3 separate regions of the Homo sapiens genome follow, and regions 2 and 3 are each linked to region 1. A link is a loop called in an ENCODE intact Hi-C map of the cell type or tissue named here. Cell type or tissue: Caco-2. All regions are shown on one strand. Links, peaks and the distances in the headings refer to the core of each region. The heading gives the core; the rest is flanking DNA. Region 1 has its middle 32 kb from the start of ASDURF. Region 2 has its middle 65 kb from the start of WDR75. Region 3 has its middle 57 kb from the start of WDR75.

Region 1 (5,483 bases), core at 239-5,238:
CGCGGTGGCTCATGCCTGTAATCCCAGCACTTTGGGAGGCAAAGGCGGGCGGATCACGAGGTCGGAAGATCAAGACCAGCCTGGCCAACATGGTGAAACCCTGTCTCTACTAAAAATACGAGAATTAGCTGGGTGTGGTGGCACACGCTTGTAATCCCAGCTACTCGGGAGGCTGAGCTGAGTCGGGAGAATCGCTTGAACCCGGGAGGCGGAGATTGCAGTGAGCCAACATCCAGCCTCTTCACTGCAGCCTGGCCACACAGAGCGAGATGCCATCTTAAAAAAAAAAAAAAAAAAGGAGGACAAAACTCATTCACTGCATACCAGTGGGAGAGATGAGGAGCTCTTTCTCATGTAAAATAAAATGTTGAAGCAAATTTTGTGCCTAGACCTAGGGCTCACCGTGTTGCTTAATTCCACGGGTCATTTTTCACTTCATATAGATGACTCTGATATCGAATACAATGTGAATGGGCTCCCTGGAGTCATAGGATACTAAGCTCTATACCCCACACCTAATAGAGGGCTAATAAAAAATGCATGAAGGGCTAGGTGCAGTGGCTCACGCCTGTAATCCCAGCACTTTGGGAGGCCAAGGCAGGTGGATCACCTGAGGTCAGGAGTTTGAGACCAGCCTGGCCAACATGATGAAACCCTGTCTCTACTAAAAATACAAAAATTGGCTGGGTGTGGTGGCGGACACCTGTAACCCCAGCTACTTCAGAGGTTGAGGCAGGAGAATTGCTTGAACCCGGGAGGCGGAGGTTGCAGTGAGTTGAGATTGTGCCATTGTACTCCAGCCTGGGCAACAAGAGTGATCATCCATCTCAAAAATAATAATAATAAAATAAATAAAAATTTAAAAATGCACGAATGGGCTGGAGCTTGGGGATGGAGTGGCTGTGGCCTACATATTTTGGGAGGTTGGTGTTTTAATGTTATAAGAATGTTTTACATTCTTTTATTTATTATGAAAGAAAATAGAAGCATCTAGCTGAGGCTCCAAACAATCACATTTTAACATTTCATCTGCCATCATCAGAATAACCCTCTAAAGAAATTTCCTTTAAAATGTTCCTCTTCAACAAATGTCCACATAAAACTTGTACATGAGTCTTCACGGCAGCATTACTCATAATAGGCAAACAGCAGAAACAATAAAGTGTTCATCAACTTATAAATGGATATGTATACTTATAAATGGATATTTACAAGTTCATCAACTTATAAATGGGTATGTAAAGTAAGGCATACCCATACAATAGAATATTATTTGGCAATAAAAAGAAATGAGTACTGATACATGCTACAACATGGGTGAGTCTTGAAAACATTACACTAAGTGAAAAAAGTCAGTAACAAAAGCCTACATATCATGTGATTCTATTTCTATGAAATGTCGAGAATAGGCAAATCCACAGAGACATAAAATAGATTAGTGGCTGCCTTGGGAGAAAACAGGGAATGACTACTAATGCTGCTAATGGGTGTGGGGTTTTGTGTTGAGGCGATGGAAATGTTCTAGAATTATATTTGCTGATTGCTGTACAACTCTTTCAATATATTAACTTGATTAATTTATACACTTTAAAGGGTAAATTTTATGGTATGTGAATTATATTTCAACAAGGCTACTATAAAAAAGTTTCCACTTTAGATGCAAAGCTCAGAAGTACAAGTAAATAGCAATTCAACAAAGCAAAAACTAAATGAAAAAAAGAAAACACTGCCTGTACCTCAAATAAAGATGGAAAAGAAAAATATCAAAATTGGTTTTCTTTGAGTTGTGGAACTCTCATCAAATTTTTCTTTCTACTGTATTTTCCACATTTTAAAAAATAGGCATGTATGAATTTTTAATGAAAAAACAAACACCAAAACTAAAGCACATAGAAAAAAAAAAAACAAATAAGTACACCAAGAAGTTAACAGACTTTAGCTTGGGGGAGTAGGATGGTGATTGATTTTTAATTTCTTCTTTTTGTGTGTCTTTATTCTCAACTTTTAAATATATAAATAGGCATTACTCACTTAAATAAAGGGAGAAAATTCCTGGATTATGGACATGGCTGAGCTCATTTTCATGTGCTCCCAGAGGTCTGGCCAAGGTGCCATAGGCCTTCATGGAAGGGCGTGCACCATCATGCTAGGCTTGAGGATTCCTGAAAAAGCATACTGAAGCTCTGGAAGGAACCATTCATGACCAAAGGTAGAAGACGTGACTTGCCCACGTAGAAATTAGTCAGCCTTTAACATGTCCATTTCGGTACAGCAGTACTTGCTGTTCATCCAGCTTTGATGCTGAGGATAGCCGGCAGTCCAACATAAAGGTAGCTCATCAGTAAATATCTCCAAAACTCAGAAATTTCATTGAAGACTGGTTACGGCGATTATGAGTAAATACTTTTATCTTCCCTTTCTTTTATATCCACTCTTTCATCCTTTGCTTAGCTAATTTGTATCCCTTCCAGTCTCATCTTAAGTCTTCCGAAGCTTGCCCTGACCTCTCTCTGTTCACCTCACCCTTTCTCTGGTTTGAGGCTCCTCCTATGTGCTCTCACAGCAAATTGCACTTCCCATGTCACAGTATTTATTGCTTCAGAAGGTAATTTTCTGTTCAGTTCTCTGCCTAACTACATCATGCGCTACCTGAGGCAAAGACAGCTGTCTGTGTTGTTCACTATTATATTCCCAGTACCTAGTTTAAAATAAAGAAGCTAACATTTACTTGTGGGATGAATGAATAATATGTGTATGGCTCTACAGGAAGCACTGCATCAGTCTCATATCTTCATTCTACACAGGAATTGGGAAGGCACGCTGGATTAAAAGTGGTCTTCCATGCTAACGCAAGACATGCCTTCTGGATGGGTAGTGATACACAGACTGTGTCTCCAACAGAAATCTGGAGAACTACAAAAACATGTGGTCATTTGAATCTATCTCCCTGTTAGCTAGGGAGAGCTCAATTTTCATTCCAGAGAATCATCTATGTTATTCCTATTGTTTGAGTTATTTTGTTTTTGTAATTGAAACCTGAAAAGGAATCAAAACACTAACAGGAAGCATACGCTGCTAAACAACATCAAGGGCTGGGGGCAGGGAAGAACAGACGGAAGTAGAAAAGGGAGAATGAAAACAAACAGAATAAAACAGCATTCCAAAACGCACTCTTATTCTAAGACAGCAGGAAGCTATCTGACTGTGGTTCTCATGATGTAAAACATTTGACAAGTTGGCTCATCTTCAAGAGAAAAAAAATAATACAAACAACTTCTTGATTTCAATCTAGACTTTTTCTTGGACATCAAGCCGAAATATATATATATATATAATCTTTCTTTTTCCAAGCTGGGATCTTAGCCAAAAAAAGAAAACAGAAAATTCTGAAATTCAGTTTTCATTAATAGGATTACGTCATATAGGTCGGGCATGGTAGGTTCCACCTGCAATTCCTTGGGAGGCCGAGGTGGGTGGATTGCCTGAGGTCAGGAGTTCTAGACCAGACTGGGCAACATGGAGAAACCCCATCTCTACTAAAATACAAAAAATTAGCTGGGCATGGTGGTACACGCTTGTAGTCCTGGCTACTCAGGAGGCTGAGGCCCAAGAATTGATCCAACCTAGGAGGCAGAGGTTGCAGTGACCCAAGATCACACCACTGCCCTTGAGCATGGATGGCAGAGTGAGACTCTGTCTCCCAAAAAAAAAAAAAAAAAAAAAAAGGATTATGTTACATAGGCTAAACATAAACACTGAGAAACAGTGAAAAGACTGGATGAACAGAATATCACCTTCAGAATGAACAGAAAAAGGTTGGCTGTTTATCCTGATGATTTTTAAAAAATGTTTTTAATGCTCTTAGAAGACAAACATGCTCCTTCACTGTTTGAGCTCAGCAGTTACTACAGTAGGCACTTCAGGAGTGTCTGTATATCTGGTGCCTTTCCATTCTCTCCCCACTCACCCTCCTATCAACACACACTTGCTAGCACCTTTTCCCTTTAGGAAAGATGAATCCCAGGAAACATGTGACGCCCCCTCCCTGACCACAGGTGACTGGATCAGCACCAACACCTTCCCTCACTATTACCAAATATATGTTCTCAATTTAAAGCAACATACAGATGGCAAAGTCAATTTGGTTTTAATTCATCCCCCTTTATATCAAGAATAAATTTATGCTGCTTTGAATCACTAATTTAAACACTATTCTATCACAATATAGTGAAAGAAGGAAAAGGGAGGGAGGAAAAACAAAAGGAAGGAGGGAGAAAGAAAAGAAGGAAGGGAGGAAAGGTGGAAAGAAGGAAGAACGGAAGGAGGGAAAAAGGAACAGAAACATATTAAGCATTTCCACAGAGGTAAAATAAATACACATTAACCTGAGTTATGTTCTCAAAGTGATTCAATACATTTTGACCTTTCAAAAGTAAAATCTTGTTATTGGGATTGAGAATTTATAGATACTGAACGTATCTATAAATTCTGCTTCAATCTAAACAATTGTACTACATTAGTCAGGCAGTCATAAAATTACCCATGAACTTTGAATTTAAGTATGAATCCAGGCAGCAAAAAAAAAAAAAATGAAATAACTCTCCTCTTTTGAGAAATATGGAATAAAACTGAATAAGATGAAGCCATTTTCGAGAGTATTTACCTACCTGGTAAAAACAAAAAAGAATTCTTTAACATGTAATGCTATGGTGAATTTAGCTGAATTCTAGTTAAATCCAACATAACTAGTAATAAAATTATATTCATTTATTTAACAATCATTTACTGAAATCTACCACACCAGGCCCTGTAGCAGGCACTAAGGATATAACAATAGACAAAATAGACATAAATTCCTGACACATGCAGCTTACATTTGAGAGGGGGAAGATAAAATAATAAAATATACAGCATAGTCTGTTATATGTGGTGATAAAAGTAAAATAGAGAAAATGAAACAAGGGATGGTCAGGAAATTCCTCAATTAAAAACTTACATTTGATAAAGATCTGAATGGACCTTTAAGTGTATCCACATAGTCTAAATGTTTAGATTGAAGTGATACTTTCTGAAAACAAAACATGAAGGGCAACTCTTCCTAGGTAAGAGTAGACTTTCTGTTCCTAGAACAAGGATACCATCAAGGTGGCATCATCCAGCCTTTGTCCAGCTGGCAAACACCATCAAAGTTTCGTGGAGCCTTCCCAGACTCCCTTACTCTCAGACAGGATTAATCATCCTCTCCTCTGTCTGATGCCTCCTCACTACGTACAGACTTTTATGACATACCAGGCGTTCTTCCCTAGTAAATTATAGGCGCCTTAAGATTTTTTTTATGGCTCTGTTTGCCCCTAACATGTAGCACAAGGACTTATTCATTATAGGATTTATTATATAACTCTTTTTTTTTTTTTGATACTGGGTCTTGTTCTGTCGCCAGGCTGTAGTGCAATGGCACAATCTTGGCTCACTGCAACCTCCAC
Region 2 (5,483 bases), core at 215-5,214, 120 kb before region 1:
TTACTGCCACCATAAAGCTTGCCTTAAGGAGAAGACATTCTTGAAAAAAATCAAAGTAGGCACAAATCAAAGAGACTCATTTTCTGTGCTGCAATTATTTTTCTTAGTTCCTCTGAGGCAACTAATCTGCTATTCAGATTAGTTGAATTCAAACCTTGAATTCTGAAATAGACAACCAAACAAGATGGTTTTTGTGCAACTAAATGACCAGCCATAAAAGACCAAGCTGCAACTGTAAACCTGAATGATTGACATATGTTCTTCTTTTCTTTATACTGGAAAACAAAGTTTTACCCAGTTCAGAATGCCTAATCAGCTGTTATAAAGACTTCTCAACTAAATAATTGGTTTATATTTTGGATTATTACCTGAAATAATATATGACTTGGTATACTTAAAAAGTAATGATTGAAATAATAGGTATTAGCCATCTTTCCATCAATTTGAGGATTTCCCTATTGTTTTTTAAACCTGGTTAACAATTCCCCTGAACTTTAATTAAAACAAAAAAGATATATGGTCATTTCACAAAGATAACTGTATAAATCAACCATCTCACCTCCATTATATATATAAAAAAAAAGCTAATGCAGATGGAGGCACCCCTAAAATTAGAAGACCTATATATAATGCCATGACACACGCTGCATAAGTAGCTTTGATGAGAAGCTGTATTTTTCTAGGGGTATTTTTAACCAAGTGAAGAGCAATTATTGGCCGTGGAAAGACAAAACTTGGTGTTGCAACACCTGGGATGAAGGCCCTGCTCAGTCCCTTATTAGCTAGGAGACGTCGGGTTAGTCACTTAATCCTTCTAAGCCTCATTTTCCACAGCTGTCAATTAAAGAAAAATAGATTACTTCAGAGAGTGTTTGGGGATTCAAATTACATAATGGAAATGTATATGCTTTGTAAATTATAAAATTATCTATGAATGTTACTTAACGACATTTTAATACTAAAATCTGGCTGTACAGGTTTTAGGGATTATTTAAATAATCGGAAAAGAAGGCTGGGCGTGTTGGCTCACGCCTGTAATCCCAGCACTTTGGGAGGCCGAGGCAGTTGGATTGCCTCAGGTCAGGAGTTCAAGACCAGCCTGGCCAACATGGCAAGACCCCGTCTCTACTAAAAATACAAAAATTAGCTGGGCGTGGTGGCTGACGCCTGTAGTCCCAGCTAATCGGGAGGTTGAGGCACGAGAATCTCTTGAACCCGGGGGGCAGACGTTGAAGCGAGCCGAGATCGTGCCACTGCACTCCAGCCTGAGCAACAGAGTGAGACTTGGTGTCAAAAAATAATAATATAATAATAATAATAATCAGAAAAGAAGAGCACCAGAAACTGAACTTGGCACAATTAAGTATGAAGCCCTCACAAGCCATGCTTGCTCCCAAGGCTGGTGGACCCACTCCAGGACCCCGTGCCCTCTGGCTGTGGAAGACGCACTCCATGGACACCTGCAGGCTGAGGAGACAAAGTTCAGGCTTCTTGTTATTAGTTGGCTTCCTCACTCACTCTCTGTGCTGGGTTCTGGAGATATAGTGAGCACAAAAAGCCAAGGCACCTGCCCTTCTGGAGCTTAGCGTCTAGTACAGGAGACACACATTTATCAAATAACCACTCAGATACCTAAAAACAGGAAAAAGCCTTTAAAGACAGAGTTCAGAAGTTCTGAATAGTGTGAGAGTTGGACTTAATCTATTTTTTGATGTTGTCACTGTGGTTTCCAGAGGAAGTCACATTTGAACTAAAATATAAAGAATGATTAGACAACAACTAGATTTGGGGAGAGGAGCAGAAATATTCCAGGCAGGGGGAAATGCCTTCTAAAAGGCCTTGAGACAAAAGGACCTGGAAGGTGAATGTGTTGTTGGAGCCCAAGCCTGGTGGCTGCAGCAGAGGCCAGCAGGGGCCGTCTTTATCTAAGAGAAATGGGTCTTCATTATAGGATTTAAGGGAGAAAAAAGATAAGATTACTTGATTTAAGTAACACTGTGGACAATGGATTGGGGGATGGGGAGCAGGAGTGAATAACAGGAAGTTTGATTAGTATGATAAGTTTAATTTGATGAAGAATGTGATAGTGTCAAAAGAAGTAGGAGTGATATCCCGTATCTATGGACATAGATTACAAGAGTTTAGGGATAAGTCTTCAGGGCCTTCAAATTTAAGGTCTCAGTAGAGAAAGATAAGACTGAAAGGAAGTGGTAAGAAAGCAAGAGGGACCTTTAGAGGGTTTGTTTGGAGTCAGGAAAAAAAAATGCTACTGAGTGGTCAAATAAGACCATGACTGAAGAAAAATGCTCATTGCATTTAGTGAGTGGAGGTCATTAGCAAGAACTATGTCAGGGGACAGATGGGGACAAGAGCCAGATAAAGACTGACAGGGATTAAGGAAATGGGATCAACTTGTTTTTAAAAATTGGTTGTGAAAATTAGAAGTAAAAGATCATAACAGCTGAGAAGAAAACTAGTGGGGAACTATTTGGGACATTTTATTCACCCCTCAAATTATAAGAGCCAGGTCACTTAGTTTATTGGTCTAGAATGTCTTTCTCCCTTCTACTTGGGGTAAAGTTGGTCCTATTTAGACTATAGCCTTAGAGAGTATTTGAGGAGGAGGATGGAGATTAGATGAATATATATATAGACTATTAAATTTAAAAGATGAGTGAGTTATTCATTCACTCACTACCAACAAGCCCCACACCAGGGCTTATGGTTTCTAAAAGCTGCTTTCAATGGTATGGTTGTGGAAGAACAAAAAAAGACGCAACATTTCTTCACATAAGTCTGGAGCTTCCCTCTCATTCAAAGACTTCTTTCCTCACAACTATGCACAGCCATGTCCTGTTGCTTCCTAACACCTCTTGTGGGTCCATCTCACCCATCTCTGTCTTCAATGACTTGGAAACTTTCCCCTTACCTAGTCAGGTAAGGGCCCTTGGGGCCCCACTACTTGCTCTGTCTCAGTCACCATGATTCAGTCTTTCTCTTACTGAGGGGAGACTTCCTCAAGCCTCTAGCCCTTGGTGTTATGCTAGTCTGTGCTGTGTTAACCAAAATGAGATTGCAGACCTTCTTGTCACTCTGACAGCTTTCCACTATGACTCACTGATAAGAAATCGCATGTCAGAAGTTAACAATTGGAGCTTGTCTTGCAGGTCCTGCTGATCCCAGCTTACAAACATAGGTTCAACACCTTCTTAGACTCTGCGGCCTTTTCTGCGAGGTTTCTTCTAGCTGAACAGACCTGTTGTAGGGAGTATAGTATATTCTGCAACTCTGATGTATTTTCTAAACGTAAATTTATTTTCCATTACTGACCTAATTTATTAGCTAGTTAATGAAAATAATGAGAATCCCTAAGGATCCCAAATACTTTATGAAATTAAAAAAAAATTAAAGAGTATTCTGGAAGCCATTTCCCTACTCCTGGGCTGCTGAGCTCTCAAGTGAATCTAGAGTACAAACATGAAGGCTATATCTGTGGGGAATGTGTTGGCTTCTGTCTTTGAAAGGAAACAAGACAAATAACTTGTACATGGTATTAATATATTTTCCAATTTGGAAAAAATCCATAACTTAAGTCAGAAAATTGTACATTGTAAAATAAAGGCTGGGCACGGTGGCTCATGCCTATAATACCAGCATTCTAGGAGGCCAAGGTGGGAGGATCACTTGAGCACAGGAGTTGGAGACCAGCCTGGGCAACATGGCAAAACCCTGTCTCTACCAAAAAAAAAACAAAAAACAAAAAACAAACAACAACAACAACAAAAACAGGCATGGTAATGTGTGCCTATAATCCAGCCCCTGTAATTCCAGCTACTTGGGAGGCTGAAGGAGGATCCTTTGAGCCCAGGAGGTCGAGGCTGCAGTGAGCTATGATTGCACCATTGCACTCCAGCCTGGGAACAGAGTGAGACCCCTGTCTAGTATAAATAAATCAATAAAATACAATACAAACCAGGACAAAAGACGTGAACAGATATTTTTCTGAAGAGGATAAATGGATGGCAAGTAAGCAGAAGAAAAGATACTGAACATCATCAACCATTAGAGAAATGCAAATTAAAACCACAATGGAGATCATATGCAGTGGCTCATGCCCGTAATCCCAACTTTGGGAGGCTGAGGCAGGCAGATCACTTGAGTCCAGGCATGTGAGACCAGTCTGGGCAACATGGCAAAACTCTGTCTCTACAAAAAATACAAAAATTAGCCAGGTGTGGTAGTGCACGCCTGTCATCCAGCTACTTAGGAGGCTGAAGCAGGAGGATCGCTTGAGCCTTGGAGGCGGAGGTTTCAGTGAGCTGAGATTGTGACACTGCATTCCAGCCTAAGTGACAGTGAGACCCCTGTCTCCAAAAAAAATTTTTAAAAATGAAATAACACTACATACCTAACAGAATGGCTAAAATTAAAATAATGACAACACCAAGTGTTAATGAGGATGTTCAAAAACTAGATCACATATACTTTGCTGGTGGGAAGGTCACTTTACTAGAAAACAGCTTGGCAGTTTCTTATACATTTTAACGTGCAATTAATATTCAACCCTGCAATTGCACTCTTGGGCATTTATCCTAGAGAAATTAAAACATATGTTCATACCAAAACCTGTACATGAATGTTCATAGCAATCCTTATTTGTAATAGCCAAAAACCTGAAACAGACCAGATGTCTTTCAACGGATGACTGATTAAACAAATGGTGGTACATCCATACCATGGAATACTACCCAGCAATAAAAAGAAACAAACTATTGATACAACTTGGATATTCAGATAATTGTGCTGAATGAAAAAAGCCAATCTGAAAGATTATATACTATATGATTCAATTACTGTGATTTTTTGAAATGACGATTTTATAAATGGACAGATGAAAGGTCTATATATAGAGCGAAGTGAGTGTGGTTACAAAAAGGCAACAAGGGGGATCCTTGTGATGACAGAATTGTTCAGTATCTTGACAGTAGTTGATATGGTTTGGCTCTGAGTCCCCACCCAAATCTCATCTTGTAGCTTCCATAATTCCCACATGTTATGGGGAGGGATCCAGTGGGAGATAATTGAATCATGGGGTTGGTCTTTCCTGTGCTGTTCTCATGATAGTGAATAAGTCTCATGACATCTGATGGCTTTAAAAAAATGGGACTTTGCCTACACAAGCTCTCCCTTTGCTTGCCACCAACCACATAAGACATGACTTGCTCCTCTTTGCCTTCTACCATGATTGTGAGGCCTCCTCAGCCACATGGAACTGTGAGTCCAATTAAACCTCTTTCTTTTGTAAATTGCACAGTCTTGAGTATGTCTTTATCAGCAGCATGAAAACGGACTAATACAGTAGATCGGTACCAGATGGGGGATGTTACTGAAAAGATACCTGAAAATGTGGAAGCAACTTTGTAACTGGGTAACAGGGAGAGGTTGGAACAGTTTGGAGGGCTTGGAAGAAGATAGGAAAATGT
Region 3 (5,483 bases), core at 392-5,391, 130 kb before region 1:
GCAGAGGTTGGAAGGGTTTGGAGGGCTCAGAAGAAGACAGAAAGATGTGGGAAAGTATGAAACTTCGAGAGATTTGTTGAATGGCTTTGACCAAAATGCTGATAGTGATATGGACAACAAAGTCCAGGCTGAGGTGGTCTCAGATGGAGATGGGAAACTTGTTGGGAACTGGACTTGGACTTTTGGTTTAATGCTGAAATAAGACTTTGGGGAACTGTTGGGAAGGCATAATTGTGTTTTGAAATACGAGCAAGATAAGATTTGAGAGGGGCCAAGGGCAGAATGATAGGGTCTTGCTCTGTGTCCCCACCCAAATCTCATCATTAATTATAATTCGAATTGTAATGCCCACAGGTTGGAGGAGGGACCCCATGGGAGGTGACTAGATTATGGGGGTGGTCCATCTATGCTGTTCTTATGATAGTGAGTTCTCAAGAGATCTGATGGTTTTATAAGGGGCTTTTCCCCGCTTCACTCTGCACTTTTCCTTTCCTTCCCCTTCCACCATGGTTGTAAGTTTTCTAAGGCCTCTGCAGCCCTGAGGAACTGTGAGTTGATTAAAACACCTTCCTTTATAAATTACCCAATCTCAAGCAGTTCTTTATAGCAATGTGAGAATGAACTAACATAATGCACCCAAATAAAGGTCAAATATGAGGTGCCATCATCAACAAAAATCTTAATTGTAAAATTTACACAGAAAAGCTGTCTCTCAGAGAAAATATTTTCAGTAAAATAAAAACAAAAATGGAAAGTAATATTTTAACTGCAAATATCCATCAAAGCTATAAACAAACATGAAAGTGCCGATATTTAGAAACAAAATCAAAACAATCTTGTACAAAAATATTGTGAAAAAATTGTCCCACAGAAAGGCCAAAATATCCTATACTAATGTGATGCATTTCTTCCCAGACCTTTTCCTATGTTTTCAGACAGAACAGTGGAGTCCGGTCCCCATTTCTTCAGTTTAGGATTCCCAAGCATTTGTAGTTTGTCAGTCCCATCTCTTTCTTGCCACTGCCACACCAATAGGTTCCTTAAGGCTAATAGATGTTCTAAGGACATCGTAAGAAGATGTCTAAGGTGAGAAACCCTGTGGTGGCAGAAAGAAAATGCTTGTGGCATTGGGCTGGGCATTGTCATGATGGATGATCAGCTGGCAAGTCTGTGGTTCAGATAGAAGACAGTTCCTCTAGAGAGCAGATTGAAGGCACAGTCCCTGGAGGTGAGCCATGTGAAATACTCTGTCTTAGGAAGTGTGGATAGTTGCCTGACTGGCAAGGTCTCTGGTCCAATGTGGCTCTGAGTACTCACAGCAGTCCTTTCTTAGACCTACTGGCCTTCCACCTTCTGGAGAGGGGCCCTCTTCTGGGTGACATTTTCTATATGGAAACTCCTGGTGTCCAGGCTGCAAATTTTGCCTTCCTTTCCTAGCCCCTGGCTTCCTTTGTCTGCTCTTTTTTGCCCTATACACTTCTCCAGTTTCTCTTGTAATATCCTTTAATGTTCATTAGCAAGAACCTCAGTGTCTCATTAAAAACTCAACTCAAATCACTTGCAGAGATCTCTCTTCCTCCAAAGGAGTCCTTCCATTGAAAAAAGAAAAAAATTTTCAAAGCAAAAGTAAAAAATCAAAGTAAGCTGAGAATTTATTTTTAAGTATATTTATAAAATAGTATTTAATATATTATAAAAATTGGATATATCAGCCAGCCATGGTGGCTCACGCCTGTAATCCCAGCACTTTGGGAGGCTGAGGTGGGTGGATCACCTGAGGTTAGGAATTTGAGACCAGCCTGACCAACATGGTGAAACCCCATCTCTACCAAAATACAAAAATTAGCCAGGTGTGTGGCAGGCACCTGTAATCCCAGCTACTTGGGAGGCTGAGGCAGGAGGATCACTTGAACCCAAAAGGCAGAGGTTGCAGTGAGCTGAGATTGCACCATTGCACTCCAGCCTGGGCAGCAAGAACAAAACTCCATCTCAAAAAAAAAAAAATTAGATATATAAGAGATTATAAACATATTTCCATGCCAATAAAATCGATTACATCATAATTTTAATGCCTACATAGTATTCTAATAAACTAATGCATTATATTTTATTTATACTATCTCCCATCTATGTTTTAAATTCTTCACTACTCTAAAATAATGGTACAATAAAAACTCTTACAGAGATTTCTGTACTTGGATGATATGTTTCTTTGGGTTACATTTCTAAAAACCATTTACCAGAAGGTTGGAAATAATAGATTATCAGTATGTTTACTGAATAACTCCGCTGAAAAGTGAAGAAAAGAATGGAGAAAAATGTGGAAAGAGGAGAAAGTCAATCTAGTAAAATTTATGACCATATATTTTTATTTTATCTCCTCTTAAAATGTTTTATATTAACTTTTGAATAGGTAATAGATGCATATGGTTAAAATGTTCTTGGATTTTGAAGAATATGTGGAAGTAATTGTCTGCCTGTCATATGTCTTCTAGTTCCCCAGTTCACCTCTCCCTAGTTTCTCATTTATCCTTTTAGTTATTAGGGTGAACCATGCAGAAAAGCCATTTTACAGATCAAACACAGTTTAAGAAAATATAATGTGGTTCTATTCAATATTAGATGCATATACTTTTTAAAACATATGATCATAATATACTCATGATTCTGCCATGTATACCAGGGTATTTTGCCATAAATCTCTTTTCTTAGTAGGGATAAAGTATCTGAAAGGCAGTTTTTAAAAATTAAAACTGTCAAGGAATGTTAGATAAGTGGAGTAGAGGAGGGGTGTGGTGTTATTCATTTCCCTAAAACAAGTAACAGTTTCCTTTAACTTGAAGAGGGAGTAACACTTTTGAAGTCTATAAATTACATAAACAAATGATAAGAAAACATATTGTATGAAAAAAATTTCCAACTAACAAAGTCCAGCGGTTACAGAATCCTAGAGCCCAGCCTCTGGCTGTGCAGACATGCAGGCTAGAGGGTGCTGTGGTTCAATCCTAATATATTTGTTCCAGTAGCCAAGATTTGAGAATAAAATGGGCTAGAGGCTGGGCGCAGTGGCTCATGCCTATAATCCCAGCACTTTGGGAGGCTGAGGCAGGCGGATCGCCTGAGGTCGGGAGTTTGAGACCAGCCTGACCAACATGGTGAAACCCCATCTCTACCAAAAATACAAAATTAGCCGGGGGTGGTGGTGCATGCCTGTAATCCCAGCTACTCAGGAGGCTGAGGCAGGAGAATGGCTTGAACCTGGGAGCGGAGGTTGCAGTGAGCGCAGATGGTGCCACTGCACTCCAGCCTGGGCAACAAGAGCGAAACTCCGTCTCAAAAACAAACAAACGGCTAGAATAGTTTTTGCACCAACAGAGGACTGTGAGTGAATAGGTTGTCTAAAACAAAAACAAAAACAAAAACCAAAAAACCAACCAAACAAAAAAATGGCTAGAATGGTTTTTGTGCCAATAGAGGACTGTGAGTGAATAGTTTGTCTATTGCTACCCAACTTCCTGAAGCAGCTTTTCTGATATAAAAACCAGAGTAAATGACTAAATCTTCATAGTTCCCTGGTTTGCCTCTCCCTAGTTTCTTACACTACTTACACAAAAGTAATAAGTAGAATAATGTCTTTTAAAAGAAAATTCAGATTATGGAACTGGAAGAGACCTTAGAGATCATCCAGGTACATGGGTATCAGTAGGTAATCATATCAGCATTGCCTGTGGCATTTTGTTTAATTGTCCAAACCACTGATTAATGGAATCCTATCAGTTAACAGATGAGGAAAATGAGTCCAAGGGCAGGAAAATAATTTTTCTTTTTTCAAGTTTGAACCCAGGCCTTGGACACTGCAGAATTAGAAAGTGATCCTTCATTTATTAGTCTTCCAGTCTTGTCAAGTTACTGCTGAGTCACCTTCCCTCAAAAGATTCTCCTTATTGTTTTCCCGTCAAAGCTTACCTGAAATCACTTCACCATGGTCAACTCTGCAAATCCATAAACACATTTCCTCACCCCAATCTCCCAAATAACTTTATTTGTATACAAAATAAAAATTATATTCATGTATTTGGTTTATTTCATTTGTTTATTATAGAGATAAGGTCTTGTTCTGTTGCCCAGGCTGGTCTCAAACTCCTGGCCTCAAGCAATCCTCCTGCCTTGGCCTCCCAAATGCTGGGATTCCAGGCATGCACTACTAGGCCCAGCCTTGGGTTTGTTTTGATCTTCCCTTGCCTCTCTGTTATACACTTATGTTTATTTCCTGACTTAAAAGTATTAGGTTGAGTGTTAAGCTGATTGTTTCAATGAGAAAAATGTGTTCCTGTGTCAGATTAGAAAATGGTGGTTGGGCTTCAGTGAAAACTAAAACTACTTAATCTGTAATTTACCTGAGCCATCATGCTGATGACCCTTTCCAATTATACCTCCACATCTTGGATAGGCATTGAGTAGAAATGCATTGGAATATTCTGATGTGCTCCTGATGTGAGACACCAGCAAAAAAATTTATCTTACTTCAGTAGAACGCATGACAGTTGACTGTAGAGTAAAAAATGATGGCTGGGCATCCATCTCAATGTCCACTCACCATATCTGAAGTACTCCTGGTCCTCAGGTGAACTCTTGCACACAAAACAAGGTAAAACTTGTTTTACCTTGTTTATCTATTATTTTGATAAATGGTGTGTAGTGCATTTCAAGCTAATTAAATAATGAAAATGTGACAAAATCAAAGTGGATCAGTCAGTTCAGAAGATATTTACTTTAGTAATTAAATGAGCTGAGCCAAAGTAAGTCATCCTACAAAGCACAGCCATCCCAACGGTTTCCTTTTACTGGAAGGTAGCCGCAGATATGTAGCAAGAATTCAGGCAACAGAAAGAAGAAACTTTGAAGACTTCCGTAAGTCTTGCACAGTATTCTCAAGGTGGAAGTAAAACAGTATGAGGAGAAATTTAAGAAGGAACAAGATAATAAAGGTAATCTGGGTGCCCTTGGTGAGGAGTGTGGTCAGTTCCCCGAGCTCAGTCAGGTGTGGTTGGTTCTAGTTCATTTGCAAATGATTATATTATATATAAAAGCAACAAGGATGTATCTGCTGTTTTACCAGTTTCATTACCCCATAAACAAGAACATACCTGGACAAAATTAAAGACTCCAGGTGCAACTTACATTCCTAACCCATACCACCTTTCTCTCAAATTGCTTGTAAGATCAAAGCAATGAAGCAAACAAGTGTGACTGGATCTGTGAAAATCCATCATTATGAATGGGAAAACATATGCTAATGTCTGGTCAGTGAATCAATCACATCTTATTTTAAGGACAAGACTGAGAGATTTATTGTGTGAATAATGGTTCAATAACAATTTTTTTTCCCAAAGCATTACCGCGACTGCTAATAAGCGGGAGTATTCATGCACAAAGACAAATATTCTCATGCTGAGAAGTTAAATATTGCTGCCAGTGTTTTC

The links. A loop is a pair of places that touch in the nucleus more often than their neighbours do. Peaks named below come from ENCODE experiments on the same cell type or tissue, not always from the same donor. Only the 100,000 strongest peaks of a DNase experiment are listed, where the experiment ranks them.
Region 2: it touches region 1 in a loop (4-fold over the local background); 5 of 110 quality-filtered maps call a loop at or near these places.
Region 3: it touches region 1 in a loop (7-fold over the local background); 5 of 110 quality-filtered maps call a loop at or near these places.

Annotation. Positions count from the first base shown.
Region 1 is chr2:189,626,828-189,632,310 of GRCh38, forward strand. No RefSeq gene overlaps it. Among named protein-coding and RNA genes, the nearest start is that of ASDURF, 32 kb to the right of the region's middle. In Caco-2, for the core only: no CTCF peak of the experiment used is centred there; a DNase peak (open chromatin) is centred at 2,537.
Region 2 is chr2:189,503,691-189,509,173 of GRCh38, forward strand. No RefSeq gene overlaps it. Among named protein-coding and RNA genes, the nearest start is that of WDR75, 65 kb to the left of the region's middle. In Caco-2, for the core only: no CTCF peak of the experiment used is centred there; a DNase peak (open chromatin) is centred at 3,131.
Region 3 is chr2:189,495,427-189,500,909 of GRCh38, forward strand. No RefSeq gene overlaps it. Among named protein-coding and RNA genes, the nearest start is that of WDR75, 57 kb to the left of the region's middle. In Caco-2, for the core only: no CTCF peak of the experiment used is centred there; no DNase peak of the experiment used is centred there.